Linked DNA regions of Homo sapiens: region 2 is linked to region 1. A link is a loop called in an ENCODE intact Hi-C map of the cell type or tissue named here. Cell type or tissue: PC-3. All regions are shown on one strand. Links, peaks and the distances in the headings refer to the core of each region. The heading gives the core; the rest is flanking DNA.

Region 1 (16,812 bases), core at 5,227-13,226:
ACCTCGGCCTCCTAAATTGCTGAAATTACAGGCGTGAACCACCACGCCCATCCTGCATTTTATTTCTCATCTTCAGAGTATACTATACACATATCCAAATACATATATGCATATAAGTCTGATATGTATACATGTAGGTTTTTATTTAATCTCCTAGAATAAGATGTGTGTGGATATGTGTGTACGTATTTTTTTTTTGTATTTTATATATTTAAGTGCAACATCTTAAGGAGAGAGAAAGAAGGAAAGGAAAGGAGAATTGCAACTATAAGATGCTTTTTGGTAAGCTAGGAGTGGGGGGCAATCTGAAAATACTCCTCGTATAATAAGCTGTATATCCTTACATCATACTATTCTGATTACTATCACAGCACTGCCTTTTTTCTCATTCTGCCTATTCCTTCATCTCCATTGGCCTCATATATATAGTGACATTAGGAATGACATGGGAACCTTACCAGAGTGTTTATCATGTAAATTTGGCAGCTATCCTATCAAACCATTTTTGTTAACTAGTTTCTTTAGAGTCTCAGTTCAGTCTCTAAGAATCAGATATCAATACATAACTTATCTTATTAATTCTTTGGTATAATATTGAAGGTCAGTAAAATTCATTGTGCCTGAGATAAATAATCACAGTGATAAGAAGATAACCCAGTAAAAAAGTGAAACAAAATACAACCCAAATATAACAATGACATCCTATAGATTTGCAAAGAAAACAGAAGTTATAAGCATTCAAATGTGGAAAACTCAAATAAAATTGAGACCTTTTTATAAGACATACAAAAGCATAAGACATAAATACTGTGTAAGAAACATAAATGGACAAAGTAAAATAAAAAAAAAAACTGATGTTTTTGAGAAAAGAATGAGGTGGCCAGGCATGGTAGCTCATACCTGTAATTCCAGCACTTTGGGAGGCTGAGGCAGGAGGATAACTTGAGGCCAGGAATTCAAGACCAACCTAAGCAACATAGTGAGACCCTGTTTCTTAAAAAATAAATTAATTAAATAACTTGGGCACAGTGGCACAAACCTGTACTCCTAGCCACACAGTGGCCCGGAGGTCACCTGTGCGTAGACGCGTGAAGCTGCACTGAGCTATGATCACGCCACTGCACTTTAGTCTGAGTGACAGAGACTGTGTCTCTAAAAATAAATAAATAAATAAATAGAATTAATGAGGCAGACAGGCATAGATGGGACGGTATCTATAATTGTGGGTAGTGTTGATCAAAGGATGCAGTTGAGAAGAAGGGAAGGCTGAGTGGCTTCTGTGACTAGTGATGGTAGAAAATACAAACCAAAAATTCACACAAAATGAAAATGGAGCCTCTTGCTCAGAATATGTCCAAGCTTTGCCAATGTCAGAAGCGTTCAATATAAAGGGAGCATGCTAGGCATCAACTATTGATAAAAACAATCATTTTACTGTAAAATACTGTATCACTTAAAGGGTGAGATATCCACAAACTTTGGGCTTTTCCGGAACATGTAATCTTGACTCCCGCAAACCACAGAATTAAATCATTGATAAATGCATCAGTTTCATAGTCACATCCTGAATGTTTATTATTCAGACTTAAAAAATGAAATTTCCAATCCATAATATCTATTTGTAGTCATCAAGTAACATAGATGTGTCATTCCAAAAATAAGAGGATAACACACATATAGATGATGGCTTAGAGATGGCTACCTCCTTTCTTAAGATTAGGTGAACGCTTTTAAGAAATGGCTCATTATCTTTAAGGGTACGTTTCTCAAGTACACAATTTAACTGGTTCATTTCAGACATCTTTCTCTCACGCAAGTTAAATGAAGATGTGTGTCTATATGACCAGAGAGAGTCCTGGATTTTGAGATGCCAGAGATCAGACAGAGAAGGACCAAGCTTGACAGTCTGGCGTAGGAAAGACCTCATTGGAAGAGGTCACTCCAGTCAACACCATGAAGAGTTGGAAGAAATGGGGAAGGCTTGGACTTACAGGGAGGGGAGAAAGCTGATGTAGGGAGGGAGTTTTGGAGAATGAAAGGTTGGAGAGAACCTGTGCTATAGATAATTGAGAAAGAGAAAAAATTGTGTAAGAAGTACATTACAGGCCATATGAACCAAGTTCTATAACATCCCATGAGAAACCAGAGTAAAGAACAAAACTTGCTTTAAATAGTGTAATGTGATGTTATATAAGAGCTAAACCACAGAGATCTCCATGTTTATTAGGGTTTAATTTTTATTTATTGATTGATTGAGACAGAGTCTGTCTCTGTAGTCCAGACTGAAGTGCAGTGGCACAATCTCAGCTCACTGCTACCTCCGCCTCCTGGGTTCAAGTGATTCTTTTGCTTCTGCCTTCCTAGTAGCTGGGATTACAGGCACGCACCACCAACCCAGCTAATTTTTGCATTTTTAGTAGAGACAGGGTCTCACCATGTGTTGGCCAGTCTGGTCTCAAACTCCTGGCCTCAGGTGATCCACCTGCCTCAGCCTCCCAAAGTGCTGGGATTACAGGCGTGAGCCACCACACCCGGGAAATTTATTTATTTATTTTTTTCAAAGAAGAAAGTGTGTTTCAGTTGCAGATTTACCAGAGATTATGCAATATACCCTTGCATCTCTTTTTACTAAACTATACTTAAGAAAATCAACTCAGAAAGCAACAGAAAAAAAAAAGTATTGTGTGAGATGTCCCATATAAATGGCATCCAAAATAGACAGACAATTCCAATGAGAAGAGTATTTCAAGTTCATCTAGAATTTTCACTTACTTAGACAAATCCTTGGTGACCTATTTGTTTTAAAATTTTTCCGTGTCTGAAAAGTCAGATTCTATATTAGTATCACTTTGCCTCATAGACATTGCACAGGGTGATTTATCAGGCAGCTTTCCCTTTGAGAACTGTACTGGATTGCTGGGGCTGCCATAACAAAATACCACAGACTGGGTGGCTTACGCAACAGACGTTTTTCTCACAGTTCTGCAGGCTGGAAGTCCAAGATCAAGGCGTCTCTGGGTTTGCTTTCTTCTGAGGCCTTGCTTTTTGACTACGCTCCTCACCACATCCTCACACTGCCTTTCTTCTGTGTGCACGCTTCCCGGATGTCTACTTACATGTCCTAATTTCCGCTTCTTAGAAGGACACCAGTCAGACTGGATCAGTGCTCACCCCGGTGGCCTCATTTTAACTTCATCACCTCCTTAAAGGCCCTGTCTCCGAATACAATCTCATTTTGAGGTACAATCTCAGTTTGAGGTGAGTTAGGGCTTTGAATTTGGGGGGAACTGAAAATTCAGTCTGTAGTAAGGACAAAAGGCCTATTTGCTGAGTACTTGAGGGTAATCATGGGTTTGGCTGGAGAGACGAAGGGAACTTCAGGTCTCAGTGAGTTTTTGTTCGTTTGTTTATTTGTTTGTTTGTTCGTTTTTTGGTTTTTGTTTCTTGAGACAGTCTCCCTCTGTTGCCCCTGCTGGAGTGCAGTGGCATGATCTCAGCTCACTGCAACCTCCGCCTCCCTGGTTCAATAAATTCCCCTGCTTCAGCCTCCCAAGTAGCTGGGATTACAGGTGCATGCCACCACTCCTGGCTAATTTTTTGTATTTTTAGTAGAGCTGGAGTTTTAGACTGGTCACAAACTGCTGACCTCAGGCAACCTGCCTGCCTCGGCCTCCCAAAGTGCTGGGATTACAGGCATGAGTCACTGCGCCCGGCTGTCTCAGTGAGTTTTTAAGCCAGGGTCTCAGATTCTCTGAGCCTCCCCAAGAATTGTAGGTGAAAGCCTTCCCAGAGGGCAACCCTATATTTACAGCATCCCTCGTGTTGCAGTTATTGCTCTACATACTCAGATGGCTTCAGGAAGCTGTCAGTGCTCACGCTGTCTACCAGGTATATATTTTCATGAGACAAAACAATTGATTGAAAATGTACCCATTCAATTAAGCAGTTTATGAGTAAGTGGCCCCTGACAGGATAGAATTAAGTGAAATCTGAGATGATCCAATCAATGTTATCTTCCCCTGTGGTATATTTTCTTTTCTTTTTTTTTAAATTATACTTTAAGTTTTGGGGTACATGTGCACAACGTGCAGGTTTGTTACCTAAGTATGCATATGCCATGTTGGTGTGCTGCACCCGTTAACTAGTCATTTACATTAGGTATATCTCCTAATGCTATCCCTCTCCCCTCCCCCTACCCCGTGACAGGCCCCATTGTGTGATGTTCCCCACCCTGTGTCCAGGTGTTCTCATTGTTCAATTCCCACCTATGAGTGAGAACATGCGGGGTTTGGTTTTCTGTCCTTGTGAGAATGATGGTTTCCAGCTTCATCCATGTCCCTACAAAGGACATGAATTCATCCTTTTTTATGGCTGCATAGTATTCCATGGTGTATATGTGCCACATTTTCTTAATCCAGTCTATCATTGATGGACATTTGGGTTGGTTCCAAGTCTTTGCTATTGTGAATAGTGACACAATAAACATACGTGTGCATGTGTCTTTATGGCAGTATGATTTATAATCCTTTGGGTATATACCCCTGTGGTATATTTTCATGTATTTTTTCCTTAAGTGGCAATTGGGCCCAGACCTGGAAGACAATTTATATGGGCAGATTTTGTATGATTAAATGGAATTAAATATTTTCACATAAAAGGAGGATTCAGGTGGTATTTATTTCTTTTCTGAACTCTGTCTCTTAAATTATAAGATATGTGTTTGAATTTTATTTTGTTTTTCTCTTATTGAAAAAACTACTTGTCAGGCCGGTCATGGTAACTCACACCTGTAATTCCAGAAATCTGGGAGGTCGAGGTGGGTGGATCACTTGAGGTCAGGAGTTCAAGACCAGCCTGGCCAACATGGTGAAATCTTATCTGTACAAAAATTACAAAAATTAGCCGGGCATGGTGGCACACACCTGTAATCCCAGCTACTGGGGTGGCTGAGGCAGAAGAATTGCTTGAGGCTGGGAGGTGGAGGTTGAAAGGTTGCAGTGAGCCGAGATGGTGCTATTGCATTTCAGCCTGGGTGACAGAGCGAGACTCCATCTCAAAAAAGAATAACTACTTGTCCAGAACGTGTCAATGTGCACAGGTTTCATGATAATTCCTCCTGAAGAACTGATACTATCTTATATTTGCTGGGTATACAAATTTCCATTGATATATGGATAGATTTCTTTTCTCAGAAACTCATTTTAGGCTTTGGTTTTTTTAAAGGTACAACAAAAACTGGGACTGCCCATGAATGTTGACTATCCTTACCTCAGTTTGCTTCTCAGGAATGGAAAATTTCTGCCCCCAAACACCTAAGGCAGTAGCTTTCCTTCTCTCATCTGTTGACTCTGAGCCAGAGGATTCTTTCCAAATTTCTCTCACATACTCTGAGCATTTAGAATATTTAGAATAGTGCCCTTGACTGTCATGTGTAGTTTTCTAGGTTTGGTATTTACAAAGAAATAGGAAACTATGGATGCTTCTCAACATTACAGGAAGACATCCAGTGGGTAGTTTGGTAAGTCATAACCCTTCACAATCAGAGATTCTCCTCCATAAAGTTAGAGAGGTGGTTAAACCTGGGAATACAAATCTATGTCTGCAGCCCTGTGCAGTCTCAATGTGGGAAGTCTGGGCTTTTCTGTCTGCTGGCCTCAGCCATCTCCAAAATGCCCAGCTGTGAAACCAAGTCCTTAAACTTCCTCCGACCTCCACCCTCACTCTTGGTGCCAGGCTTCTGTTATGCTTATTCTCCATCTAGTGAGTTTTGCAAACTTCTGTTATCCATGACCACTTTCACACGTATTGACATTTACACACAGCATCTGTTCCATTATTTACTTAATAGTTTTCTTTAAATCAGTAAGTTTTGACTTCATTTATTTATGAGGGCAATTTTATGCCATTAGCACACACTTCAAAATCTATATATGCCATTATTTTATATGTTAATATAAAAATTAACATCACAGAAGCAGAGTGTAGTGGAAATTCTCATGACTGACCATGTCTCAAGTTCTGGGTTAGTATTTTGGTAGAGCTCCATAACATCTCCTTGCTGATTCCTTCAGCTAGAATTTGTTGTGGGCCTGCCACATTCTAGACACTGGGAATGGAGGGGGATAAGACAGATACGGTTTATGTGCTTGTGAAACTTAGGGTCTATTGAGAGAGAGAAACAAGAGAGATAAATAAGCAACTAAGCAAGCCAACCCTTCCCACCACGAAAATCAGAAAGCAGTGTCTCAAAAAAACAGAGAGAGTGTAGGGATGAAGAGTGCCTATGAGGTAGGTTTTTTTTTTTTTTTTTTTTTTTTTTTTTGAGACGGAGTCTCATTCTGTCACCAGGCTGGAGTACAGCGGTGCAATCTCGGCTCACTGCAACCTCCGCCTCCCGAGTTCAAGTGATTCTCCTGCCTCAGCCTCCCGAGTAGCTGGGATTACAGACATGCACTACCACACCTGGCTAATTTTTGTATTTTTAGTAGAGAAGGGGTTTCACCATGTTGGCCAGGCTGGTCTCAAACTCCTGACCTCAGGTGATCCGCCCACCTCGGCCTCCCAAAGTGCTGGGATTACAGGCATGAGAGGTAGTTCTTATTATTGTTTGCTTTCTACAGCTGAGGAATGGAAATACTAAGTATGTTAAGGAACCTACTCAAAGCCATAAAAGTAGGAAAAAGCAGTCAACTTTCCTCCAGTTAGGATGAGTGTGGACACAGACATCTTACTCACCAGAGTGAGTCCCGCGGTTGTGTTTATCTTCTCTGCCCACATAAATTCTTGTTTTTGTCTTGTTTTCTGCAGTGAACAGGAATTTCTAAAAGCAGCACCCTTCCCATTCTTCCTCCTTTTCTTCTTCAAATTCTCACTTGTCTGCTTTATTTTCCAGTTACTCAAATGCTATAGAATGAATGTCCCCTCTACCTTCTGCCCCGCAATTCCTGTGTTGAAATCCTAACCTCTAATACCTCCTGATGGTATCAGGAGGTGGAGCCTTTGGGAGGTGACTCAGATATAAGGATGAAGCCCTCATGAATGAGATTAATGCCCTCACACACACAAAATAACTCAGAGCTCGCTTGCCCCATTCTCCAGCCTTGTGAGTATACAATGAGAAGTCAGCAGCTGCAGCCCCAAAGAGAGCCTTCACCAGAACCCAAACATGCTGGCAATTTGTCCTCAGACTTCCAGCTTCCAGATCTGTGAGGAATACATTTCTGTTGATAATAAACTGCCCAGCCTAGAGTAGTCTGTTATTGCCCCTTAAACTAAGATACCAAGAAAAATAGCAGTCTTTGTAAAATGATGTATTCCAAGATATAACTTTTTTTTTTTTTTTTTTTTTTTTTTGTGGAGTGCGCAGGCAAATAAAGGAGCCACACATTTCAGTTGAATGAATGCAAGAGTTAAGCATTTTTAAAAGTTACAAATTATGAAGATTGTGATGCTACAGAATGATACCTTTTCAGCTTCTGTTGTCATTAACTTGGAATTATAATGGCTACTTTGAGTATTGAAAATGAGAATATTGTGCAAATCGGTCATTCCACCCTTCAAGGATATGGTTAGGGTTCTTTCTAAGATTATAAGGCAATGATTAAGCTGGATTATGCTGAAGCATCTTTCAGAATTGCAAAGGTACTTTATGAGTACAGTGTGGAAATTTTAAGTTTGAGGATAGCGCCCTCTTCTGGTTGAAAGTTCTCTTTTTTTTTCTTAATGTGTTTTCTATTTCATATTCAAATAGAAATATAATACAAAACTTGTCCTGGGAATTAATTTTTTAAAAAATTTAAAGTTGAGAAGTGGAACATAAGTTGTCATAATGTGAGGTTTTGGAAAGGTAAATCCCACCTCTAAAGCCTCCGAAATTCCTCTCCTATTCTGGTGTATGTGAAATTTGAGTGTACTCTGTAACATACTCTAAACACAAGATACAATGAGTGTGTGTAGAGTATCGTATTAAAGTGGTTGCTTAGATTTCCAGCATTGATGAAATATGTTTTTAATCGTAAGTAATTTCGAAATTGTTTTAAGGATTGAACACACTTATCAGGGAATGATTGTTGAATGGCTGATGCTATTTCCTATGAAAATGAGAGCACAGTGCTTAGTTTGTATCATTTTTATTTCTTCTAGCCTCTCATTCTCTCTTTCCATGGCTTAAACTTAATACTCACGCAAGCAGTATGTGGTTTCTTCCCAGCCTCCTCTCATTTGCCCATCCACATAATGGCTTTGCCTGGAGCTCTTTCCGTTAAATGACATGCTGAGGCAGCTTTTCATGGCAGTTTCATAACCAAAATAATATTTCCATGCTTTTCCTACTGTCAAATGTATATGAAGATGGAAAATGGGAAGAAACCGGACTTCAGTTCTGGGTTCCTATTCAAATCAATTTCCTTTAAAACAAACGCAAACTGAATCTGATGTTCATTTTCTTAAGTAATAGTTTGGAAGGCCCAACTTGGGTGGGTTGCCTTAGACATCATGTTTATTTAACTAGAAGGAATAACATAAGGTTCTGCCTCCCTTGATTTCTTCTTTGTAAGAGCAAGCACAAATATCTTGTCTTTTATTGGCACAAAAACAATAATCTACACAGAAATTAAATCTTTTGTTTATGCTGTTTTAGGAAACGATATAAGAAACTTTGAATGTCTTGACGATGAGCTAACTAGGAAAGACACATCCTGTTCTTCACACAGATGTAGCAAAGATGTTACGTAGTCTTAAACCTCCACCCCTCTGTGACCCAGTTGCTGTATCTAATAATAATACAGAAATTTAGATTTTTAAAAGAAGTACTTACTTTTTGTGAAGCCAACTGCTTACTGAAAAAGAGACCATGTTCCCTACTGGCCTTAGAATAACTGTGTAGGTACCGCCATCTAGTGGTGGTTTTGCAGACTAAAGCAAAAGAGGTTTCCATTGTCTAATTTGAAGTAGCTCTCTTCTATTAGAGATAAATTGTCAGCTGAGATGAAATGCTGCACCTGAAATTTACTTACATTTTAAATTAAACTTTGAAAGACACAATCATTCCCAAAGTAAATGAAAATTTATACAACTAAGATTTCTTAAAATCCTCTGTGGGAGGTGGCATGAAACCCAGGGCGGGTAGAAGAAACCTTGAACTTTGGAATTTGTTGAGTGTGAGTTGTAATACCTGCACCAGCTGTGTGGCTTGAGGCAAAACACATATCCTCCCTTGAACCTCAGCTAGACTTTTTTTTTTTTTTTTTTTTTGACAGAATCTCGCTCTGTTGCCCAGGCTGGAGTGCAGTGGCACAATCTCAGCTCATTGCAGCCTCTGCCTCCCGGGTTCAAGCAATCCTTCTGCCTCAGCCTCCCAAGTAGTTGAGACTACAGACGCGCGCCGCCACGCCTGGCTAATTGTTGTATTTTTAGTAGAGACGAGGTTTCACCTTGTTGTCCAGGATGGTCTTGATCTCCTGACCTCGTGATCCGCCCACCTCAGCCTCCCAAAGTGGTGGGATTACAGTTATGAGCCACCACAACCGGCCAGCTAGACTATTTTTACAATGACAATGACATAAGCATATCTACTTAATGGGTTGTTGTGAATATGTCAGGGGCTCATGTAGGTCGGGCTCAAGGAATGGTAACTATTTTTATAGTTATTCTGCATTAAAGAACTAAAACATCAGTATTTGTAGGGATTTTTCTCCACATCAACTGTAAATTTCTTGAGGGTGGAAGCTGCCTTAGCCCGCTACCCTTTGGATCTGAGATGCCTGGTGACCTGCCTGAGGCAGAGTAAATGTTTGTAGAATGCATGCATCTTGTTCCATCTTGCAAGCCAGGCTGTAGATGAGGTTAGAGGCTGGGGGTGAGATTTCTTTGCATTCCTCATAATTCATAGCATAGAAGTTAAAGTAATTGATTAGAACATTTGTTTATGAATCTTTGATGAATATGCTGAAACTTGTGCACCATTTACTTTGTCATTTAGCTATGTGTTAATATATCCTTCAAGTAAGGAAGTCTTTAATCCCAGAATTTTTTTTTTCATTTTTCATTTCCCATAAAAATCTCAACTCCTTGTTTATATTGTCCATTGCTTAATAATCTCTAATAGCATTGCTCTTGAGTTTATATGAAATTGCTCTGTGGAAAATAATATGGCTACTTCTTCTTCTTTACCTCCCAAATTTTGAAATGTCCAGTGTGGTTTACTTGCAAAAGAGTGAATGTCTTCTGGTTGAAATTTAATTGACAAGGCCTGCTGTTGGCTTCTGGGACTTGAGTTTAATTTTCTTTTGGGAAATGTATCAAGCGGCCTGCCTTCAAAGCCATCTCTCTTTTTTTTTTTCTTTTTATTCATTTGCTCCTACCTGGAGCAAGAGACAAATAATCTGAAGGAATTTTCCCATGGCACATTTGATTGGTATATGCTTCCCCCACTAGAATGTCAGCTCTGGAAGAACCGATATACAATTATATGCCAGTGTGTAGCAGAGAATCAATGTCTAATGTTGAATGAATAAGCACATAGAGAAAAAAGGAACAATTAATGATGGAGGCAAAAATGCAGATTTTTAAAAAAATTTAGTTTTTAAAATACAAGATCTGCCCAATATGGTTTCAGCTGTGTGTGAAACGTTATAATGGGAAGGCAAGCAAATCAGTGAGAAGATCAGTGACTTTGGAGTCAAATAGCCCTAGGAACAAATCTTGGCTCTGCCATGTGCAAGGACTATGTGTAAATTAATTGTTTAGAACTTCAGCTTCTTATATGTAAAATTAGGATAATAATAACTTCTTCATGGGGTTGTTGTGAGAAATAAATGACAAAGAGCATTTAGTATAATATCTGGAGTGTACTGAGTTTTGCTGTGTGGGCATAAATGAGAGAGCATCTAACCCTAGTTGGAGAGACCAGGCTTCATTGAGGAGGAGGTGTTTCAGCTGGAGTTTGACAAACTGGAATGAATGCAGTAGATTATAGTCCAGTAAGAAGAACTAACTGAAATGCTTGGGACCAAAAGTGTTTCAGATTTCAGATTTTTAAACTTGAGAATAATTGCATATGCATCATGAGAATCTTGGGAATGGAATCGAAGCCTAAACACGAAATTTATTCGTGTTTTATATGCACCATGTACACATAGCCTGAAGGTAAATTTAAACATTTTCAAATAATTTTGTGCATGAAACAAAGTTTGTATTAGGTACTTATGTGTGGAATTTTCCACTCATGGTGTTATGTCGGGTGTTCAAAAAGGTTTAAATCTTGGAGCATTTTGGATTTTAGATTTTCAGATTAGGGATGCTCAAACTGTCTATACACATATTTATCTCGTTTTATCACTGGCTTATTTGGTTTACCTTCACCTGGCAGAAATGGTTTCCAAGTTCTTAGGCTAGAGACATAACCTTTATTCTCGATCATATGAGGTACTTTCTGATAGAGGCTAAAAGAGTTACTCTCGGCGGGGCACGGTGGCTCAGGCATGTAATCCCACACTTTGGGAGGCCGAGGCGGGCGGATCATGAGGTCAGGAGATGGAGACCATCCTGGCTAACACGATGAAACCCCGTCTCTACTAAAAATACAAAAATTAGCCGGGCATGGTGGCGGGTGCCTGTAGTCCCAGCTACTCGGGAGGCTGAGGCAGGAGAATGGCATGAACCCGGGAGGCGGAGCTTGCAATGAGAGGAGATCAGGCCACTGCACTCCAGCCTGGAAGACAGAGCAAGACTCCATCTCAAAAAAAAAAAAAGAGTGACTCTCTATGCTGGTTTAAAATCACTCAATGTAGACAAATAACATATAAATAAATAAACATACAGCCTGGGTACAACAGCTACACCAATTGAACCAAACTCTCTGGGAGTACTTGCCAGTATGGCAATAATAAAATGACTGATCAGATTATAACAGGTGTTGGCAAAAATGGAGAGAGATAAGAATCTTCCTACACTGCTGGTGGGAATGTAAAATGCAGCCACTTTGGAGAGCACTTGGACAAGTATCTCAAAAGGTTAAACATGTAGTTACCATATGACCCAGAGATTTCAATTCTAGGTATATATTTAAGAGAAGCGAGGCCGGGCATGGTGGCTCAGGCCTGTAATCCCAGCACTTTGGGAGGCCAAGGCAGGCAGATCACAAGGTCAACAGATCGAGACCATCCTGGCCAATATGGTGAAACCCCATCTCTACTGAAAATACAAAAATTAGCTGGGTGTGGTGGCGCACGCCTGTAGTCCCAGCTACACGGGTGGCTGAGGCAGGGGAATCGCTTGAAATCGAGAGGCGGAGGTTGCAGTGAGCCAAGATAGTGCCACTGCACTCATTCCAGCCTGGCGACAGAGTGAGACTGCCCCTCAAATAAAAAGAGAGGTGAAAATATATGCCCACACCAAAACCTGTACATGAATGGTCATGGTGGCATTATTTGTAATAGTCAAAAAGTGGGAACAATTCAAATGTCCATCAACTGACGAATGGATAAATAAAATGTGACATATCCGTACAATGAAATATTGTTTGCAACAAATAGAATGAAGTGCTGTTATGAAATGTGTGCTAAGTGAAAGAAACTAGACACAAAAGGTGACATTTTGTATGATTCAATATAGAGAGGCAAATTCATAGAAACTGAATAGGTTAGCGAATACTTAGGGCTGGGTAAAGGGAGGATTGGGGATAATAGCTCATGGTTATTTTTTTATTTTATTTATTTATTTATTTATTTATTGAGATGGAATCTCACTCTTTGACCCAGGCTGGAGTGCAGGGGTGCAATCTCGGCTCACTGCAACCTCTGCCTCCTGGGTTCAAGTGATTCTCCTGCCTCAGCCTTCCAAGTAACTGGGATTACAGACATGCGCCACCACACCTGGCTAATTTTTTGTATTTTTAGTAGAGGCAGGGTTTCACCATGTTGACCAGGCTGGTCTCAAACTCCTGACCTCAAGTGATCAGCCTCCCTTGGCCTCACAAAGTGCTGGGATTACAGGTGTGAACCACTGTGGCCAGCCAAGTTTTTTTTTTTTCGAAGTGATATAAATGTTCTAAAATTAATTGTGATAGCTGCACAAACCTTTAAATATACTAACATGGATTGAATTGGATACTTTAAATGGGTGAATTCTGTGGTATGTGAGTTATATGTCCATAAAGCTACTACAAAAATAATTTCGGGGGATGAGGTCTGAGTGATTCTGATAAATAGTGTGTGTGAAAAACCGCTATTCTTAATGGACCAAAGTAACCAATCTTTACTGCTGTACGTGTAGTTTAAACCAGCTATTGACTGCAAGGGATGGGTGAGAGTGGGGACAGCCAGTAATATAACTTCATAGTTTAAGGACAATTTAATTTCTGCTGTACATCAGCTATTTTAGCTTAAAAGACTGTTTGCATGCAAGAAATGACACTTGGTCATGAAGGTTTTGAAAATATTTAAGTAATGTCAACTCAACATTGAATCAAATATAGTGTGATCAAATTTACTCTGGTAAAGAGTAGAAAGAAACTAAATTTAGGACATGATCATGATAAGATAAATAAAAATGCTGTGTGAAGGAGCCAGGAGGTGTACTCTTTGATGGTAAATTCTGCATTTTTATTTGACCTAGTTGGATTTTCGTCAGAATGTTCCAAATAAAGATATATCTTTGAGGATAAAATGTTTGGCTTCATGATAACACCTTTGGGGTTTTTGACATCGACTTATATTTATTTTTTCAGATAAAAATATGGCATTATTTTTATCTAGTTTCCAGAAAACATTCTTGTGCAAATGTTTCTGTCTTTGGCAGGTTGACATATTAGAATATGAGTTCAAAGACTTCCATAAAAATATTTTATAACTCCTTGTTTTTCTTTAAAATGTGATTTTTTAATCAAAAAATGTTTTTTTTTCTAGTGTTAAGAATATTTTCTTTGGGCAAGAAAGTTTTTGTTTTGTCATTTGAGAGGTTTTTAAGTTGCTGTTCTGTATATAGTGACAGAGCACAGGATTTGTTGGAGTCGAGTAAGTTTTTGTTTTATATATGTATATTGATATGGTTTGGCTCTGTCCCCATCCAACTCTCATCTCAAATTGTAATAATGGGGGTGGTTCCCCCATGCCATTCTCGTGATAGTGAGTGGGTTCTCACGAGATCTAGCTGTTTGATAAGTATCTGGCACTTCGACCCCACCCCCCACCGCCTTGTGAAGAAGGTGCCTGCTTCTCCTTTGCCTTCTGCCATGATTGTAAGTTTCCTGAGGCCTCCCCAGCCATGCAGAACTGTGAGTCAATTAAACGTCTTTCCTTGATAAATTACCCAGCCTCAGGTAGTATCTTTATAGCAGTGTGAAAACAGAGTAATACATATATGTATCTGATTAAATATATATTTCTACAAAGCTTATGAAAAATATTTTTGGTCAAATAATGTAATTATGCTGCTACTTTTGATATTTCAGTTTTGTACCTTATCCGTTGATATGTGCAAAACTGATGTGATCTGTTGAGGTTGTAAATTAATAGAAATAATAATGGAAGATAGGGATTAAGCTCTGTTTACCCACTCCTCCGATATGTACATTTATAATATTCTCATCTTTCTATTATGTGATTGTTTTAGGTAAATAAGTCTTTAATGTTTATATTGTTATGACTATAAACACTGACTTCAGAAGATTCATGTTGTTATGCTTAAATGTCCTTTTTTGATGTCCTACCTTTATTTTTTTCTGGAAATGACATCTGCTTTGGGTTTGCTTTTGATTAAATGTACTTATTACTAATTTATCTGTAACTTGCTCTCAGTTTTATAATAATTTTTCAATGTGATCAAGCACTTGGGATAATTATTCAGTTTCATCTTGGAAACATTTCTTCTGTAGTTTCCTGCCTGCCCCAATCCACATTATTTATATTTAGGCCTGTTGAAAACTTTTTTTTTGAGTTTATCTTTATTCCTCTCTGGTGCTTTGTTTCTCATTTCTGGGATCCTTGTCTGCCTCTTTTTAAAGTTAGTTTTAGTTTTGGCTTTGTTTAACCATTTAATTTGAATACATTATAAATGAATAGAAAGTTTCAAAGATAGCACTGAGAAAACTTGTTTAGCCTTCACTTAGTTTCCTCCAGTTGTTACCTCTTATGTAACTAAAGCACAAAAATCAAAACCAGGAAACTGAAATTCTGTAATGTATGTATGTAGTTCTATGTCATTTTATCACATGTGCAGATTTCTTTTACCACCATGATCAAAATACCTAACTGTTCCCTTTCAACAAAAATCCTTTTATTCTACCCATTTATCATTACCTCCACCTCCTTTTCAGCATCCCTCATCCTTGGCAGCTACTAATTTGTTGTCCCTATCTACAATTTTGTCATTTCAAGAATTTTACCTACATGGATCATATAATGTTTGAGATTGGCTTTTTTTCAGTAGGCATAATGACTTTGAGATCCATCTAGGTTGCTGTTTATAGCAGTATTTTGTTCTTTTTTATTCCTGAATTTTATTTCATGGCAGGGATCTACTGCAATTTGTTTAACTGTTCACCTATAGGACATTTTGGCCGTTTCCAAGTCTTTTGGCTATTACAAATAAAGTTACTATAAGCAATTGTGTACAAGTTTGTTTGTGTGAGACAGGATCTCCTTCTGTCTCTCAGGCTGGAGTGCAGTGGCACTAACACAGCTCACTGCGGCCTCAACCTCCTGGGCTCAAATGATCCTTTTGCCTTAGCCTTCTGAGTAGCTGGAACCAAAGGTGCATGCCATCATGCCTGGCTAATTTTTTAAAAAAAATTTTGTAGAAACGGAGTCTCACCATGTAGCTCAGGCTGGTTTCAAACTCCTGGGCTCAAGTGATCCTCCTGTCTCAGCCTCCCAAAGTGCTGGAATTACAGGCATGAATCACCACATCCAGCTGTGTACAGGTTTTGATGTAAAGATGAATTTTCATTTATTTGGCATAAGTGCCTAGATGTATGATTGCTGGGTCATATGGTAAGAATTTGTTTTGTATCTTATGTTAAAATAGCCACTCCTATTTTCTTTTGATCATTGTTTGTATGGCATGTATATTTCTATCTTTTTACTTTCCACGTATATATATCATTATATTTGAAGTGAGTTCCTTGTAGACAGCTTGTAGTTAGGTCGTGTTTTTTCACTCCACTCCATCAGTCTCTTTTACTTGGTGTATTTAGAGTATTTGTATTTAATGTAATTGTTGTTATGCTTGTTAGTGCTTAAGTCTTTTATTATAATTTTGCTTTTTTATTTTTCTCTCTCTCCTTTTCATTTCTTTATTTTTTCTCTGCCTTTCTTTGGGTTACTTGAACATTTTTGAATTTCATTTTGATTTATCAATAGTATCTCTTGTATCTCCTTTCCTGTTGGTTTTCTAGTGGTTGCTCTAGCTATTAAACTATATATGCATTAGTTAATAAAGTTTACTGGTGTCAACACTTTACCAGTTGAAGTGAAATATAGAAACTTTACCTCTCTTTAAGCCCATTTACTCCCCACCATTTATATACCCCATATAATTATTTTTAATATCTCATGTATATATACTAAGAATAATATCAGACATTGTTATAATCTTTGCTTAGATACAAAACAAAAATTAAAAATTCAAGAGGAGGAAAAAGTCTATTTTATTTATAATTTTTTTCTTTTTATTCTTCGTGATGTCCAAAGAGTCCTTTGTTTAGTATTTCCTTTCTATTCGATAAATAACAGATAAATAACTTCCTCTGGCATTCTTTTGGTCTAGGTCTGCTGGTGACAAATTTTCTTAGTTTTCCTTTATCTGAGAATGTCT
Region 2 (16,812 bases), core at 3,424-11,423, 100 kb before region 1:
TCTCTAAAACCAGGGCTGATAGTACCTTGTGGAGCTCCTTTAGGTGTGTATAACAATTTTAAGCACATTATTTTATTAATAGGGTTCAATGTCTTTTCTCTATGAAAGTGTACATTCTAAGAGAGTGGTGACTGTATCTGCATAATTTTTATCTGAACTTTAAGTGCCTGGCAAATAGTGAAATTTCATATGTAAGATGGAGAAAATGATGAACTCTGTCGCATAGAGAGGTTGTAAGGAGGAAGTGAGACAATGTATGGAAAGGTCTTAGCATGGATTAGAGCAAACAAACTTACAGTAAAATATCTGAAACCCTGGGTTAGTGATGGAGTTGGCAAAGCCTCATCAGTACAGACCAAACAGCTTTCCACCAACATTCATTTATTCTTTAGGGATGTCTGGATGGTTCAGGCACCCTAGAATCACCCTAGAACTTAGCATCACTTAGCAACATTAAGGCACCTTGATAGAAAAAGAGAGGTATAAATAAATCAATCTGAGTCTTATTGGATGTTGTTAGATGGCCACCAATTGGGAGAGTACAGGGGAAGGTTCTTTTCCCATTCCCAATCTGAGGACAGATGCTATGGGCCACTTTCTAATTAGCTCCTTTTTGTTCATGCAAAGTATAGTGTAATCACTTTCCTGTTGTGGTTCTCGCTATCCAGACTATAGATACTTACCTTACTTTTGCAGGCCTAATGAAACCCAAAATATATTAAAATAATTTAATAGTTGAACATTTATGTTCTGCTAGGTCCTATTCTAGGTGCCTTAAATGTGTGGACTTATTTAATTCTTGTGGTGATCCTACTAAATAGGATTTATTATCATTCCTAATACTGACATAGAGAGGTTGCTGTGGTTACACAGCTAATAAGTGGTAGAGCTGACGTTTGAATGTAGATAGCGTAACTCTTAGTATCTCATGTTTTCAACCACGGTATTGTGCTGATGAAATGGTTTTAAAAGCAACTCTGTTGTTCACAGCACCCTTAACTCTATATTTCAAGTACCATTTGAGAGAGTTTTATCTTTTGTCCTTATCACATACCTAGAGAAAAAGAAATGTTGAAATCAGTTGTCTGTCTCATTTTGACCAAAAGTAAGCTCATCTTTCTAGACCTTTGCTCAATCAAGATTATCTTATTACCAAAACAAAGAAGAAAATAAAACAAAACAAACAAATACTCTAGGGCATATCAAGGTTTAGCAAGACATCTATATCAAAGATGTCCCACAAAATTGTCCAACTGATTCATCTTCCAATTGAGAAATGTAAGGCAGCAGTCCCACTATGGATGGAAAGCCCCCCAACTCACCTGGAAAATGAGGGAACAAAGTTGGGGAAGAAGAGAGAAGAGATAAGAGAACATGGATTAAAGGGACAGGGATAATGAGGAAAGACTGAGTCAGCTCTACAGGAATGATAGTCGATCTTCAGATGGCTTCCAGAAGCAACAGAAAGGAAAGAGATGGAGTACTAAGGTATCAAGACATTTAACTCAGCATTTTCTCTGCACTAAGTAGTAGAAGGATTTTATCCCTGCCTTGTGTAAAAGATTAAAGTTTAGATTTTCTTTGAAGATGGAAAAAAACCAACTTCTGTTGGCAAGTTCATACCTTAGCAATGTCAAATAACAGAACAGTACCAAACTTTTATTTAAATTATTTATAAGTGATAAAATAACACTAATCAGAATGTAAATTTTTAATGTTTGCTGTTGAATATTCTATAATTCTCTGCATTATGTCTTTGATGACATGATTTGTTGAAAATGGAAAATGACATATTATCTCTATGTTACTACTAGGTTTCTTTTTTGTAAGCTCTGTGTTTCCTCAGAGAGTCACAAATGATGTACCTATTATTTTTGTAGTGCCTTAGTTTTTAGAACAGGTAGGAATTAATGAACCATACCTAATTAACTATAAGCAAGTTTCTAAGAAAAATTTGAGGAGAGATTGCATTAAAAAGTAGCTTTTCGTTGTTTTATTTATTTATTTATTTATTTATTTGAGACTGGGTCTCACTTTGTCACCCAGGCTGGAGCGCAGTAGCTCAATCTCGGCTCACTTCAGCCTCTACCTCCTGGTTCAAGTGATCCTCCTGCCTCAGCTTCCCAAGTGTCTTGGACTACAGGCACGTGCCACCACACACAGCTAATTTTTTTTTGTATTTTTAGTAGAGACAGGGTTTTACCATGTTTCCCAGGCTGGTCTTGAGCTTCTGACCTCTAGCGATCTGTCTTCCTGGGCCTCCCAAAGGACTAAGATTACATGCTTGAGCCACCCTGCCTGGCCTCATTGTTTTATTTAAAAAAAAATTCAGTATGTGATCTAGGTGACAGATTATTCCATAGCATATATATGATAAAAGTGTAGAATGATACTGGACTAGATTATTTTCAAGGTTATGCATAATGCTAATTAGGATCCTAAAGCAGGAAGTAAGGGAAACATTTAATATGCACACAGCAGCACTGAAAATTCAGTTCAGATGTAATCCACTACAAAACTATATGTTGGCCAATAAAAATACCATGCAACTACAGCTTCATGTATTTGAGGAAGAGTTGGTTTTAACTGCATCTCCACAACTGGGCTACATAAAATCTAGTATCTTATTTTTGGCTATAGGAAATGATCTAGTCTCAAAAGGACTAATCTGTTAAATTCAACCATTATTCAGTATCTACTGTTGGGGCAACATGTACACAAGTAAATTGCAAATGTTGGATTGCTTTGCTCTGAACTCTTTCTTGTGTGTAATGAATTTGTCTAAGGAGAAAATTAGGGGGAGATGAATGATGCAATTTGAATATCATAGGGATTCAAAGAAAAACTCCAAACCATTAAGATTTTATACATTTTACTCATTGATGGGAACTGATATACTTCTTGAGGTCTAGCAATTTTATAAGTCCAAGAAGCCTCATCGTTGGAACAACATACTATTAAAAACATGAAAAGGATGTCAGAAGAAACGTTATAAAAAACTGTTTCGACATCTGGTGTTCATTTCGTAAGTGGAGGGAAAATAAAACCAAAGCATACATTGGATCATGATTTCTGGCATAGATATGCAATGGCATGTACTCAGGCTTTGGATATTACTAGGAAGGCGTTCTGCCCTTATAATTTATTTGTGAGTTTTACACACATACACACACAGACACACACACACAATTTTTGCTTCTGGGTGCCTGGTTTAATATGAAATATCTTTTTGCTCATTAAGGCTCTTGCTTACTCGTCAGATATTTGTTATCTAAATGCATTAGGTTACCTGAAATGTCATTGTGTCTGTAACTTGTGATTGGCAAAATGTAGATGAGTTATTCAGATCTCAGAAACAAAACCGAAATGGGGTATTAACTTTTGAAATAAGAAGATATTTTCTAAATCAATGGCCCAAAGCTGTGGCTATATCGCCTGTGGAACTGCTGAAAATAGAGATGCACTGGCTTCTTTCCAGACCTAGGAAATCAAAATCTGTAGGGTAGTGGGAATAACATATCTATTTTGTTGCCCCTGTTAATCTTCTTAGGTGAATCTTAATCACAGCAAGAGTTGTAAACCACTGGTCTAAATAATTAACAGTTGTACAGAACTTTATAATTTACAAAGCATATTACAATTTGTAATCTATTTTAATCGGTTTTGATTGGCATCTATTTTATAGACAACTTAATTAAGACTTATAGAGGTTAAGTGATCACCTAAGATTGTATAACCTGTTGGGACCTAATTTTTTAAGTAGACTTCTGATGCAAAATCAATAGTTTTTTTTTTTTTTTTTTACTTTTTTGCTTTTGCTTTTTTTTTTTTAAAGTCATAATATACATACAGAAAATGGCCATGTCATTAATGTAGAGCCCCAGAAATTTTCACACACCAAACATACACACTCTAATGAGCACCACAAAAACTTCCCTATTGTTCTACAACAGTCACTAACTGCCCTGCCCTGTGAGGGTAATCGCAATCCCAACTTCTAGCAGCATAGCCTAGATTCACCTTTTTTTTTTGTATTTGGATAAATCGAGTCACCTAATATGAACTCTTTCATGTAGACCTTGTTTGTTGATCATGACATCTGACATCTGTCAGATTCATCCATGTTGTTTTATGTAGCAATAGTTAATTTACCCTTGGTTCTTTGCATGAATATACAACAATTATTTTATTTATTCTAGTATTGGTGGAAAATTTGGCAGTTTCAGTTTTTTAGCTATTGACAACAGCATTCTCTCAACAGTCTGGAACATATCTTTGGTAAGCATGTACGTATTTCTATTAGGGATGTACCTCGGTAAATCCAGAGATTTTCACATTGTAATTTTTAAACTGTAAGTTGACAGAAATCACCCCCAGCCTTTCCCTTCCAAACTTTCCCCTTCTTTATTAATTATAATTCTTACCACAACTCTCAATTAATCAAAACCGTTCTGAAAAAGAGACAGAGGCAAATTAATTTACTCTACATTATACCATGCCTAGGAATTCCTAATTTATTTCTAAGGATAGTGCTTTGATTTAAAGGGACAACTTTCTGATTGTAGAATTTCAGAAACCGGTGAGCCAGGCATAAAAGAATTATTGGTAGAGTTCAGCAAATGGTTTTCTCTTATTTGATACAGATTTTTGCTTTAAATTCCTTTGGACAAAATGTTATGAGAAAAACACAAAATGATTAATGAATTAATTGTTTACTCGTTGATGTTAACTGATCATTGTTAGACCCTGTGCACTTAGACAGGTCTTCCATTCCCTCCAAGTCCTGGCCTCACTCTACACAATACACTGGTAAAAATCTGTCACCCTGCTCAGAGAGGGTGTGCCCATATGTACTTCAGATTCATCACTGGTGTCTATCCTTCAGGTGTTTCTTTGTCGCTGACTCGTTTCTTAGGGATCCGAAGAACCCTATGGAACTTTCCTATGGAATTCTCACCCATAGACCCTGGATCCTTAGTTTTAAGGTTCATTGATGTACTAAGCAATACTTAAATATTTCCCAGGTTGTTGATCCAAGGAGCAAGGGGGGAGGTGAGATTCATGAATGGCAAGTTGTATGGCAGATGTACCTGACAGCAGTCACTTAATTTAAGCATACCCTGAATTCTATTCTTAGACCCTATGGGGAGTCTAAGAAATCCAAGAGTGGTCAACCCAGGTATTCATTCCTTATCTATGAGGAACATCTAAGAAATGCAAGAGTGTTCAACCCAGGGATTCATTCCTTATATATGAGGAACATCTGAACCTCCAGCCCGTCCCTTGGAACACAGGCCATACAGAGTATCTAGGCTGTTTGTTTTGGGTTAAATGAAGGTTGCCAGGTGGAGGTTGCTGGAAGAGAAAGCTAAGTTAAAATGCTATATAAACTGCATGCTTTTTACAAGTGGTCACAGTTCTCTTGTCTACCCTGCCACTACTGAACTGCCCTGTATGTAAGTCTTCTTAATAAACCCTATGTTTCATTCTCTGGCTTTGGGTTTCTTCTTCAGCTTCTTGGACATTGTACCATCACTATTGAAATCCATCGGGGTCTGGCTGACATAAATGCATGCTTTTCCCAAGAGGAAAGACAGTTCTCTAGGCCTGTTTCCTCAAGTATAAAATTGGAATAATAACATTTCCATTAGATTAAATAATATAATAGACATGATGTGCTTAATACAAGTATGTGGTGCTGAGTAAGTGGTATCATTAGATGGATACAAAGTTCAGGGACTGTGTCTTCCTCATCCTTGTGGTAGTATCTGGTATGAAGCTGCCTGTACATTTTTAAGGGAATTTGTGATTTATAACATTCTCATGAAAGGGGATATTTTCTGGTCCCTTTCCCCATCTGGATGAATACCAAATTACTAATAAAATATAAAATTGGTCTTTAGGCTCTTCAAATCTGTTATTTCTATGAAGAACATTCCCAGATGACATCACACTTAAGGGATTCAAGGAGAGTCAGACTGTATTTACACAAGAGTTAGAGCATATTCCAGAAGTACAGAAAGAATTATGCTGGGGATGTGGTCATTAAGGTATATAAATTATTTAAATTCAGCTTTTCCAAATTCTTAAGTCTGCCTCTGGTCAAGCATGTTAATAAAACCAGGTGAAACATTTTAATTGCTTTTCACCTTCTCATCTAGGCTTCAGTGTTAACTATCATTTGCGTCTGAATGATGTGAATTATAACATACGGTGCATTAAGACAGGTCTTCATTTAGGGGGTGATCATCAGTAGACATTCACTGTGTTTCTACTCTAGTGAATAGTAGTACTACCACAATGCCTCTATCAATGTGACCAGCAATCCCATCAGAATTCCATCGCCAATACCACCACCAATTCCATTGTGGATACCAACAACAAATTCATCATCAATGCCACCAGCAATTCCAAAACCAATATTCAAACTAACACTAAGGGTGAGCAAATATACAAGACTCTGGGAGCCCACATGAATCAAACGTGGAAACACGGTCTATGGCATTACTGAGTACATAGTTGAGTGGAGGAAATACATCATGAAGCCAGCATTATTCGGTCTTGCCTGGCCTGTGTGGTCCCTTCTTGGGCCACTCTGCTACTCTGTCCCTCACAGGTTTTTCTCTAGCCACATTAGCTTATTGTTAGTTCTAGGTTTTTTCCTACTCGAAAACCTTTACATGTTCTGAACCATCTGCCTAGGGTAGTTGTTTCTAGTATTCACAAATTGAAACCCTTTTCGTACTTAAGCTATCAGCTCAAATGTCACTCCCCAAGAGAAACCTCTGGCCTCCCTTGTGTATTAGGATCATAGGGATGATAGCTCCTGCCTTGCATGGTTGATCTACATTTGTGGTAAATGAGTGTTGAGTACCTAATGCAATGCCTTCAGGTAGCTATTAATAGTACAGGTTTAATATCCCTTATCCAAAATGTTTGAGATCAGAAGTGTTTCAGAATTTAGATGTTTTTTTTTCAGATTTTGAGATGCTTGCATATACATAATTAATGAGATATCTTGGGGATGGGACCCAAATCTAAACATGAGATTTATTTATGATTTATATACACATTATATACATAGCCCAAGGATAATTTTATACAATATTTTAAATAATTTTTGTATATAAAACAAAGTTTGCATGCATTGACCCATGGAAAAGCAAAAGTGTCACTATCTCAGCCACCTGTGTGGATAACCTGTGGTTGTTTGGCATCACTGTCACTCCTGACTCTAAATTTATATTGTACCTATAAGCAATCATTTTCTTACACTCATTCACGTATAAATACTTAGCAATAAAAATATGACATGCCATTAATATAGTGAAAAAGTAGTGTGTTCAGGCTAACTTGTCATTGTGTCATGTTGATGCTCAAAAAGTTTTGAATTTTGGAGCATTTCAAGTTTCAGGTTTTCAGATTCGATATGCTTAACTTGTAGTAGTAAAAGTAAAACTTGACAGGTGATCCATGTGACTGCATAAAAAGAGCTAAACTGGATGTGAAGCCAAAGACCAAAAAAGCTCAGTGAGATAGAAGTTTCAGATTGGAGATGAGGAAGCAAAGCCTTGAGCAGTTATGTGAGTCATGAAGACAGTAGCTGTAGGCCAGCTCTGAGCAGGAGCAGAAGCCCTTCAGAAGGTGTGGACAGTTATAATAGCATGGTGAATGTAATGACACAGAGCATACAAAATATGAAATTAACAAAGGGGAGGGTATAGAATTAACTGCTTCTGGCATGATTGCACCTGAGGGCAAAGGAAAACGGTTGAGGAGAGTGGCTCCTAATCACCCTTATGTGTCCTAGTCTTTTTGAAAGTCTTGTTTCTTTCTAGTTTCCTTTTATCTTCTTGTGTTCACAAGGCTTTGGGTGCAACATTATTATGGAAATACAAACCTGAAGTTTTGACTCATTTTTTATTGCATCTGAATCGTATGAGTCTAAGCACAGGGAGAATTTAGTCACCAGTTCTACTTTGGTTGTTAAAAGATAAACATTATCCAACACACTTTGCATAATGTTCCACAGAGGACCTCCATGAGTAATTCTTGTGGCCTGCACCAGTTTTCCCTTACTCTTCTTTAAGTTATTCTGTGTATGAGTCAGAGTGTTAAACTTGTTGTATTTATCCTTATTCAGAATCAGTTTAGTTTAGTGAGTTTAAGAGCAAAGATTGAATCCCAGCTCTGTGAGACCTTGGGGTAAGTCACTTAACTTCTCTCTGCCTTAATTTTCTTCTCTGTAAAGCGGTGATAATAATCATACCTAATAATACATAAGTCATAAAGTTGTTGTGACAATAAAATGAAATAATGAAGAAGAATCAGAACAATACCTGGCACATAGTAAGTGTTACATAAATATGAACTATCATAGTTGAACAACTAATGATAAAACACTAGGTAGAAAGTTTTACCAGAAGTTTCTTTTTCCTCATTGGCCCAACTTTACATTGGAAATTCAAAAAGTAATTTCAAAGACTTTTTATGATCAGCAAATATTCTGCAAAATCAACTGGTTTCAATCATCAGCAATATTTTCTTTATGAGTTAGAATATATAAAGGATGGTTACAACCTCTTTTAAGCTTTTCAGTTATATAACCTCATCTATAATAATAACTGTGTTAGTTAAGGAAATCATTCAGAAGGCTGAATCATCTTCATGCAAATGAGTTCAGCATAATTTCCTTAAGCATGACAATGACTAAAGAGAAAATATTCATTTTCTTTCGTAAGTTTCTGTGTCTGAAACAATTTAGGAAGGTAAATGGGGGAAGGGTGAAATTCATCATTCAAAATCTCTTTGGAGCATCCTGTCCCCAGGTGATGTGGACTAAATATTTGTGTTCCCCCAAAATTCATACATTGAAATCGAATCCCAAATGTGATGGTGGTTTGAAGTAAGGCCTTTAGGAGGTGATTAGGTCTTGGGGGTGGAACTCTCATGAATGAGATTAGTGTCCTTGTAAGAAGATACCAGAGAGCTAACTCTTTCTGCGCCCCTCCAAGTGAGGATACAACCAGAATATGGCCAACTGCAAACCAGGGAGAGAGTCCTCACCAGAACCTGACCGTGCTGGAACCCTGGTCTCAGACTTCCAGCCTGCAGAACTATGACAAATACATCTCTGTTGATTAAGCCACCTCATCTGTGGTACTTTTGTTATAGAACCCCAAACTGACTAAGACACCAGGCCATTATCATCTACTCTTAAGGACAGCATTTTCTATGTATTTTGTGTCTAGAGTCTATATTTTACACAAAGTCAGTTTTCTCTTTTTAAAAAAATTTGTACTTTATCTTTGTCCTGAAGCTGGCAATGATGTCAATAGCTTGCTGCTTAGTAGATCTTTAATTAAGACCAGGGCTTTTAGCCTGTATTCCTGACTGTTTGATTTCATCCAGTTTTTTCAGTGGTCTTCAAATGAACGCTCACACTCTCTAAAGCAAAAGCATTTATTATACATGGCTTAGTTTCCTAATATAACGAACATCTTAAAATGAAGAAAAATGAAAAATAAAAAGAAGAGCTTTTGTAATTTAGCCAAATGTAATTTGTGTGTGTGTGCCCTCCATGGTTGCCACAGGTATCAGGTGCATTTACTTCACTGAGAATATCACTGATCTTGAAGTCAGTCTTTGGAGATATTTAAAGTTATTAAATGTCACATCTCTTGGTAAGACACAAAGATCACAATCACACTTTTCAATGTGGAAAACCTCTGCATTCACAGATTTGGGATTTACAGTTTTGATGGAAGCTTTATGTAGACCCTGTCTCTCACCCCCTGTGGGAACTGTTTATAGCTCCCTGGTGCTGGCAGAAACCCATCCGCTTACTCCCTCTGTAAAAATACATTAGGGTTAAGTGTTGAAGAGGGGCAGTACATTTTAGTAACTGAGAAGCCTTCTCTGACATAATTAGAGAAATGGGAGGACCTTCAGAAAACAGCCTGGGAGAGAAGATAGGATGTAGTGTGAAAAATGCTTGTGTTGGGCAAAAACATTTCCAAAGATCTGCTTTTTATTTGTTTTCTGGCATCTTGAAAGCTTTTGGCACTTTTGGAGCTTAATTTCACCCTCAATGAATTGGAAAATTATGCTGTATAAATCAGTTTATAACATAACTTTTCAGTCATGATGATCAGATTCTAAACATTAAACCTGGAAAATCATAATAAGTTTCAGTAAAATTTCCAAAACATTTCAAAAACTGCATGAATCTCATTCATTCCAAACAATACAGAATTTCATGTTCTAAAAAACTGCTTACTTATGTAAGAAATATGACATATTATATAATAGTAAGAAAAAATAATCCACAAGCCTTATCCACATGACAAGGGGATTATGGATTGTTGTGAGAATGAGTAATGATACTTGAAAACTGCAGGCGTAATAGAAGACACAAGCCGATAGATCTGCCTTTTAAGAGCGGATGTCTATCCTTTGGATTTCAGTGCGAATATTCTCATCTTCGTGGCAATCAGGACAAAGAAGCAAGCTTCATGTGATCATCAGGATGCCCATTAGTAGCATATGGAAAAAAACATAATATTCTTAGTACTTTCCACAAACTAGCAATCTATTTTATTGGAAGGAAGTGTCTCCTCCCTCTTAATTATTCCGTCTGAAAATCTAGTCCTGACATTTAAAGCAAAACACGTTCAAATTTCCTTTGAAATTTAAAGTTTGTGCTAAATTAGGGTTGTTTGGTGGGAAGTGAGTTTTGCATTTGTTAAGGAGATTTGGTTATAAAAATTTGATTGACTTAAGATGCTTAAGTGGGTGAATAGAACCCGTGGCAAGAAAACAAGAAATAGAAGTTGGTGGGAAAGTGATTCATTTCTATTTCCTGCAGTTCTTAGGCTACAAGACAAAGAAAGAGTTGTAGATCAAGGGTCAAGAAATGAAGATGTGGCTGCATTTTTTAGGATTTTGCAATAACAATGAAGCAAAATACTACTCATTTACTAAATATGGCATCTGTATTTTTCATAAGACTTTTTTCACGAATAGAACAATGTTCAGTTCTACAGAATGTAGTGGCTTCCTGCAGTCAATAATAATTGCTTGATAAATGAACATTGAATGAAATTATGGAAGACTTTTATAAAATAAGATAAATGCTACAAGTATTTCTTCCTCAGCCTCTGTTTCCTTTTCTTCCTCTTGCTTTCTGTATTTATTGGACCCCAGTTACATCCTAGGAATTGCAGAAAGTACTAGAGATGCCATAGTGAACAACACAAAACTTTGCTTGCCCTCATGGAGCTTATATTCTAATGGTCAAAGTGGAACATAAGGAAGTAAATGGATTAAACACACAAATCGTGACAAGTGCCATGAAGGACCCAATTAAATAATCAAGTTTGAAAATAACAGTAGTGGGGGGGAGGCTACTGTACTTTTGTTGGCAGGGTATCACTGAGATGGACTCCTGAGTAGTGAGCTGGAGCCACGAGCCACTGAAGACCTGGTGGTAGAGAGTTTCAGGAAGAGGGAAGGCAGTGACTGTGGTGGTGACATCATCGTCTTTCAGAATCTGTAAGAGGGACAGAATGACTAGAAGGTAGTGAGAGAGGGGGACAGTAGCAAGTGATGATGTTGGCATTCCTTTTCTTCTGGTTGGCCCTAGCAACATGTCCTGAAGACACATTGTCTAAGCCTTTATCATAGATCACCTGCTTAATGGATTCTCTCCATCCCTCCTTTCTTTCTTTCCTCTTTTTTTCTCTTTTTCTTTCTGCTTACTTGATGATTGTAAATAACAAAATTTAGAGCCCTCAATGGTAGCTCCATTGGGGAATTAATAAGAAATAAGTCCCATTTATCCCGTTTGGAATTTTGTAAAGATAATGAGCTCCATCCATCTGGCCATCTTGGGAAACTACTGTGCCGAGACCAGGCCTCTAACTGTGGGGCTAGACGAGGAGGGCATTTCTTCTAACGACAACGGCTCCATTGTACTTTCTTGTCTGGAAGTGCTCCTCCTGAGGTTGGTGGGCATTGTAGCACTCAGAACTGAGTGGCCCTCTGAGTACAACCTTTCTCCATGCGCTATTCCCCATGTTCTTCCTTTGAAATGAAGTGTTATGTTGCATAGTAGCCTGTCACCAAGAACTGGCCATTATGCCGCCAGCAAATAGGAAGTACTTATACTTTGAAACAAATGTATGTTATTGTTGTTGGGCTTATTATCATCCTAAAATATATCTTCCTACAACTCACTCGGATAGGTTACATTCGTTTATGCTATTAACAGTAAATAGGATGAAGGGCTCTCAGTTTGGAGGAAGCCTACAAAGCAATTTTAATCTATTTGATTACCTTACGTTTGAGTTCCTGCTACTATATTCCCAGCAAGTGATGATGTGACCTACTCCCGAATATTTCTAACAACAGAAATATTTAATGTGTGTGTAGCTTATTCCAAAAAGAAGTCTCTATTGGGCCATTCATTTGGTCACCCTATCCATTCTCCATTCACTTCATTCATTCATCAGTCGATTTGAAGGTTGTTTCATCAATAAGCTATTGAGTGATTGCTATAGGCCAGGAATTTGTTAGTCACAAATGTAAAGACAAACACTATGGAAAGACCTCCACCCTATTTTTCAATAAGCCTATAGCCGAAAAAAGATACAGAATGTGGATAGTCAGTAGCACTGTGGATGACATTTGCTAAAATGGAAATATGTTCAAAGTTAATTGGGATTATGTGTCTGCCAAAGTAGTAGTCACAAAGAAAGTAAGTTCTTTGCTTTTAGATCAAACAGAACACAGGAGCAATGGTTCATCACACATGACGTGTATCTAAGATTTTTAAAATATAAAATCTTATATTAATATACCTTTATCAGTCTAATCTAACTCTCCCCAACTTTAAAAATGTTTTAGGCCAGACACTGTGGCTCATGTCTGTAATCACAACACTTTGGGAGGCCAAGGCAAAAGGATCACTTGAAGCCAAGGGTTTGAGACTGGCTTGGGCAACTAGTAAGCGCTCGTTTCTAAAAAAATTTTTTTAAATAATTAGCTAGGCATGCTGGTGCTTGCCTACAGTTCTAGCTACTTGGGAGGCTTACACAGGGGGATCTCTTGAGGCCAGGAGTATAAGGCTGCAGTGAGCTGTGATTGCCTGAGTGACAGAGGCAGACCTTGTCTCTTATAAAAAAAAAAAAAAAACAACAACTCAGAAACAAACTTTTAATTTGTCCATTTAAATGTCTTTTATAAAGCTTATTTGCCTTTCTTTGACATCTATCTTTTGGTCTTAGAATGTTATTTCTTGGGCCTAGAGAGCATAGAATATAAGGTCTATTCAGGGTACATTTTAATTTTATTTCCAGATTCTAAATAACTACATGGAATTTAAGTGAATTTCAGGGAAAAAAATAATCAGGTATTAAAACATTCTGTTGAGCTCTTTAATATTTGTTTTTACTACATTAGCAAAACTATAGTACCTCAGAAGCTCACATGGCAATGTCTGGTTATTCTGGAAAAGAAGTTCTTGAGACCCTCCTTAGGAAAAGTCACTCATGGATGAGACTTCCATTTCATTTTTGCTGATGAGCTCTCCATGCATTTAAATGAAGCCCAAGCTTCCTGAAGTCCACACTAGTTCAAACTCCCTCTGCCCTTTCCCTACAGGGGTCAGGGACGCAGCCACTTGAAAGACTGCTTTAGGCTACTTTTGGTACAGTCTCTCAGTTTCTATTTTGATTCTGTCTGGTCTCCTACATGCTTCCGTTTCTTCTTCTGCAAGCTTTTCCTCTGCCCATCTACTTATGTTTCCGTGTCCCAACTCCAGAAATTCTTCTCCTTTTCTTTTCCTTGAAATGCATATTTTTCTTAACTTTGAACTTTGCCTTGGAGACATTAAAGATCAACTAAGTCTCAAAACACAAAATTTGAAAAACTCTTCATGTTTTGTAAAATGCTTTTTTCGCTGTCTTCTGCTTCTTTCTGTCTTCTTTAGTGGTTGTTCAAGCCCTTGCCTACCAGATTTGAATGCTGTGTGACCTTGAGCAAATTAATCACTCTGAGCCTCATTTTTTCACTCACAGTGGTGAGACAGTAATAGTCACTTTATGAGTCAGTTGAGCATTGAATAAGCCAGTGTTAAATGTCATAGCATAGTGCTTTCCTTCTTATGAATCTTACTCTTTGATGTCTATTAAACTGTGCAGTAATTCCAGAAAGAGGAGGTAACATCTCACATACATAATATACTTAATTGCACTCACTTTCATATGAAGACACAACTATAAATGTAGTAGATACAATTTCTGCTTAATAAGCGTTAGTAGATTCAAATTTCCTTTGATTGGAACCAGCCTTGATCCTTCCCAGTTTGTGTGGAAATAATCTTTTCCATGCGTAGTATCTTTTCCCGTCTTAATATGTTCATGGGATACGGGTCTATAGTAAATGAGAGTGGCAGGTCCTCAGATTTCTGTGAGTACTGGTAGCATTTGTTTTATATGAAGCAGCAGAAAAATATTGAGCTAAGTTTGGGTCAAGGCTAAGATGCCTCAAAGATTTTAAAGTTGTTGTTTTGGGAAACTGTCATTAACAATGGACTACTTGCAATTCACCCAAAACATATTTAGAAACTTATTAATACATAAATGACCTTTATTTACATTGTGAGTTTTTATTACTGGGTAATTTCCACAAACCCAGATATACTACTGCTTTTTAACTCTGCTTAATACTGTGTGCGTATCAACGTGTGCAACTTAACAATTACTGTATAGTTCTGATAAGGCAATTTAGTCTATTCACTAGAATCATTAGATCAGGTCAAAAGCCCTTGAAAAATTCAAGGACAGTGACCTAGTTATAGTACTATATTTTCTTGAATGTGTTTGAGATTAAGGTTTCAAATACTCATCATAAGTTTATTGATTGAAAATAATATTTACTATTTTATCCTAGGGTACTATTTTTCTTTCACTGCCTTCACATTTAGCTTTTAAACCCTACATATAATCCAACATATTAACATTAGGAAGAAAAGCTGGCTTCTCTACATTCACCCTATTATGATAGCACGTTTATTCATTTGCATTATTTCAATATAAAGAGTTAATTTCTCTTTGAATAATGTCTTTAGCGGAAAACAAATGACAGCCATATCCATAAGAAAAATATTAGTCAAGACAGAACAGCAAAATTTCTCTAGAGTGAAATAAGAGAATTTCTTTTAGAATAAAGCCAGGAAATTAAGAACTTGGAGACTTTAAAAAATATTATAATTCACTGTAAGGATTTAAAAATGAACTATACTCCAACAACAATTACAGCTTAACAATTTAACATTACAAATGTCTTCCCAAACAAAGAAGCAGGTATTCTTGGGAAAGGAAGAATGGAAAACTATCAATTAATAAGAGTTTTATCTTTATTTTTGCAACTTCTGGTTTAGTTTTGCCCTTGACAAATCCACATAAGAAGTAAGAGGTTAAAACTATAGGGTCATTGTTAAGTTGCATACATTGTTAGCATTCCTGGAAGCGTACCAGATTGTGAAGCTCAAGGTTTTCAAGACAGACACACCTGGTTTGGATTCTAGCATTGCCATTTGCTGGGAAACCTAGATGGCTATCCACCAGAATAATTATGAGAGCTACTACAAGATTGGAATAAAGCTTTATACATGCCATACAGTAAATTCTCAGTTAATATCATTTTGTTCTCTTCTTTTTCCCTTAGAAATAAACAGAATAACAACATTATGTTGAAAAAACTTAATTCAACCTGTATAACAATGACCAAGGAAGAACTATGACTAATAAAGATCAAATATGTTCAACCTCAGTAGTTTTTAATGATGAAAATATAAAAATAACTAGCTGCTGGCTTTTCAATTTTCAGATTAACTGTGGTTAAGAATAGGTACCAATATGGGAGATACAGACATTCTTATATTGATGGTAAGAATATAAATTAGGAAAACTAATATACATTGACTACATGGAATGCCTTAAAATTTCATACCTTTCAACTCAATAATTCTGCTGATTTGCTTACCATGATAATTATATTTTCTTACAAAGATTTATAAACAAACATTTCCATTAGGCTATTTTTAAATAATAAAAAATATATGATGAAACATTTTTGGTCAATAAATGCAGTTATTTCGGAGAATGCTTAATAGCATGACAAAAGTCTCCCCATGCCATATCTCCTTAAAAAGCAAGACAGTCAACTATACATAGATGTATTAGTCCATTCTCACGCCGCTAATAAGACATACCTGAGACTGGGTAATTTATAAAGGAAAGAGGTTTAATTGACTCACACTTTTGCAGGGCTGGGGAAGCCTCAGGAAACTTACAATCATGGTGGAAGGGAAAGCAAACACATCCTTCTTTGCATGACGGCAAGAAGGCGAAGTGCAGAGTGAAAGTGGGGAAAAAAAGCCCCTTATAAAACCATCAGATCTCATGAAAACTTACGATCATGAGACTAACGTGGAGGTAACTGCCTCCATGATTCAATTACCTCCCACCGGGTCCCTTCCATGACATGTGGGGATTATGGGAACTATAAGATGAGATTTGGGTGAGGACACAGCGAAACCATATCAATAGATTATTATTCAAATTATATAAAAATAAAAATAATATATGAATTATCGAAACAAGAAAATAATACTCAAAGGGAAAAATTGGTTGTCTTTAATGGTGGGTTATTGATGAGTTCCATTTTCCTTCTTGATACTTTCCTGTGTTTTCTACATCTTTACAATATGCAAGACATGACTTTATATTCAGGAAAACAGAACAAAAT

What was found. Hi-C counts contacts between places; a loop is a spot of excess contacts. Peaks named below come from ENCODE experiments on the same cell type or tissue, not always from the same donor. Only the 100,000 strongest peaks of a DNase experiment are listed, where the experiment ranks them.
Region 2: it touches region 1 in a loop (6-fold over the local background); 6 of 110 quality-filtered maps call a loop at or near these places.

The regions. Positions count from the first base shown.
Region 1 is chr4:21,781,511-21,798,322 of GRCh38, reverse strand. The region is part of intron 1 of KCNIP4 (potassium voltage-gated channel interacting protein 4); the gene reads left to right. Among named protein-coding and RNA genes, the nearest start is that of KCNIP4-IT1, 63 kb to the left of the region's middle. In PC-3, for the core only: CTCF peaks have their summits at 7,683 (motif pointing left) and 8,903 (motif pointing left); DNase peaks (open chromatin) are centred at 6,712, 7,022, 7,682 and 8,892; H3K4me3 peaks cover 600 bases; H3K27ac peaks cover 1,642 bases.
Region 2 is chr4:21,879,542-21,896,353 of GRCh38, reverse strand. All of the region lies in intron 1 of KCNIP4 (potassium voltage-gated channel interacting protein 4), which reads left to right. Among named protein-coding and RNA genes, the nearest start is that of KCNIP4-IT1, 35 kb to the right of the region's middle. In PC-3, for the core only: no CTCF peak of the experiment used is centred there; a DNase peak (open chromatin) is centred at 8,003; H3K4me3 peaks cover 429 bases; H3K27ac peaks cover 2,515 bases.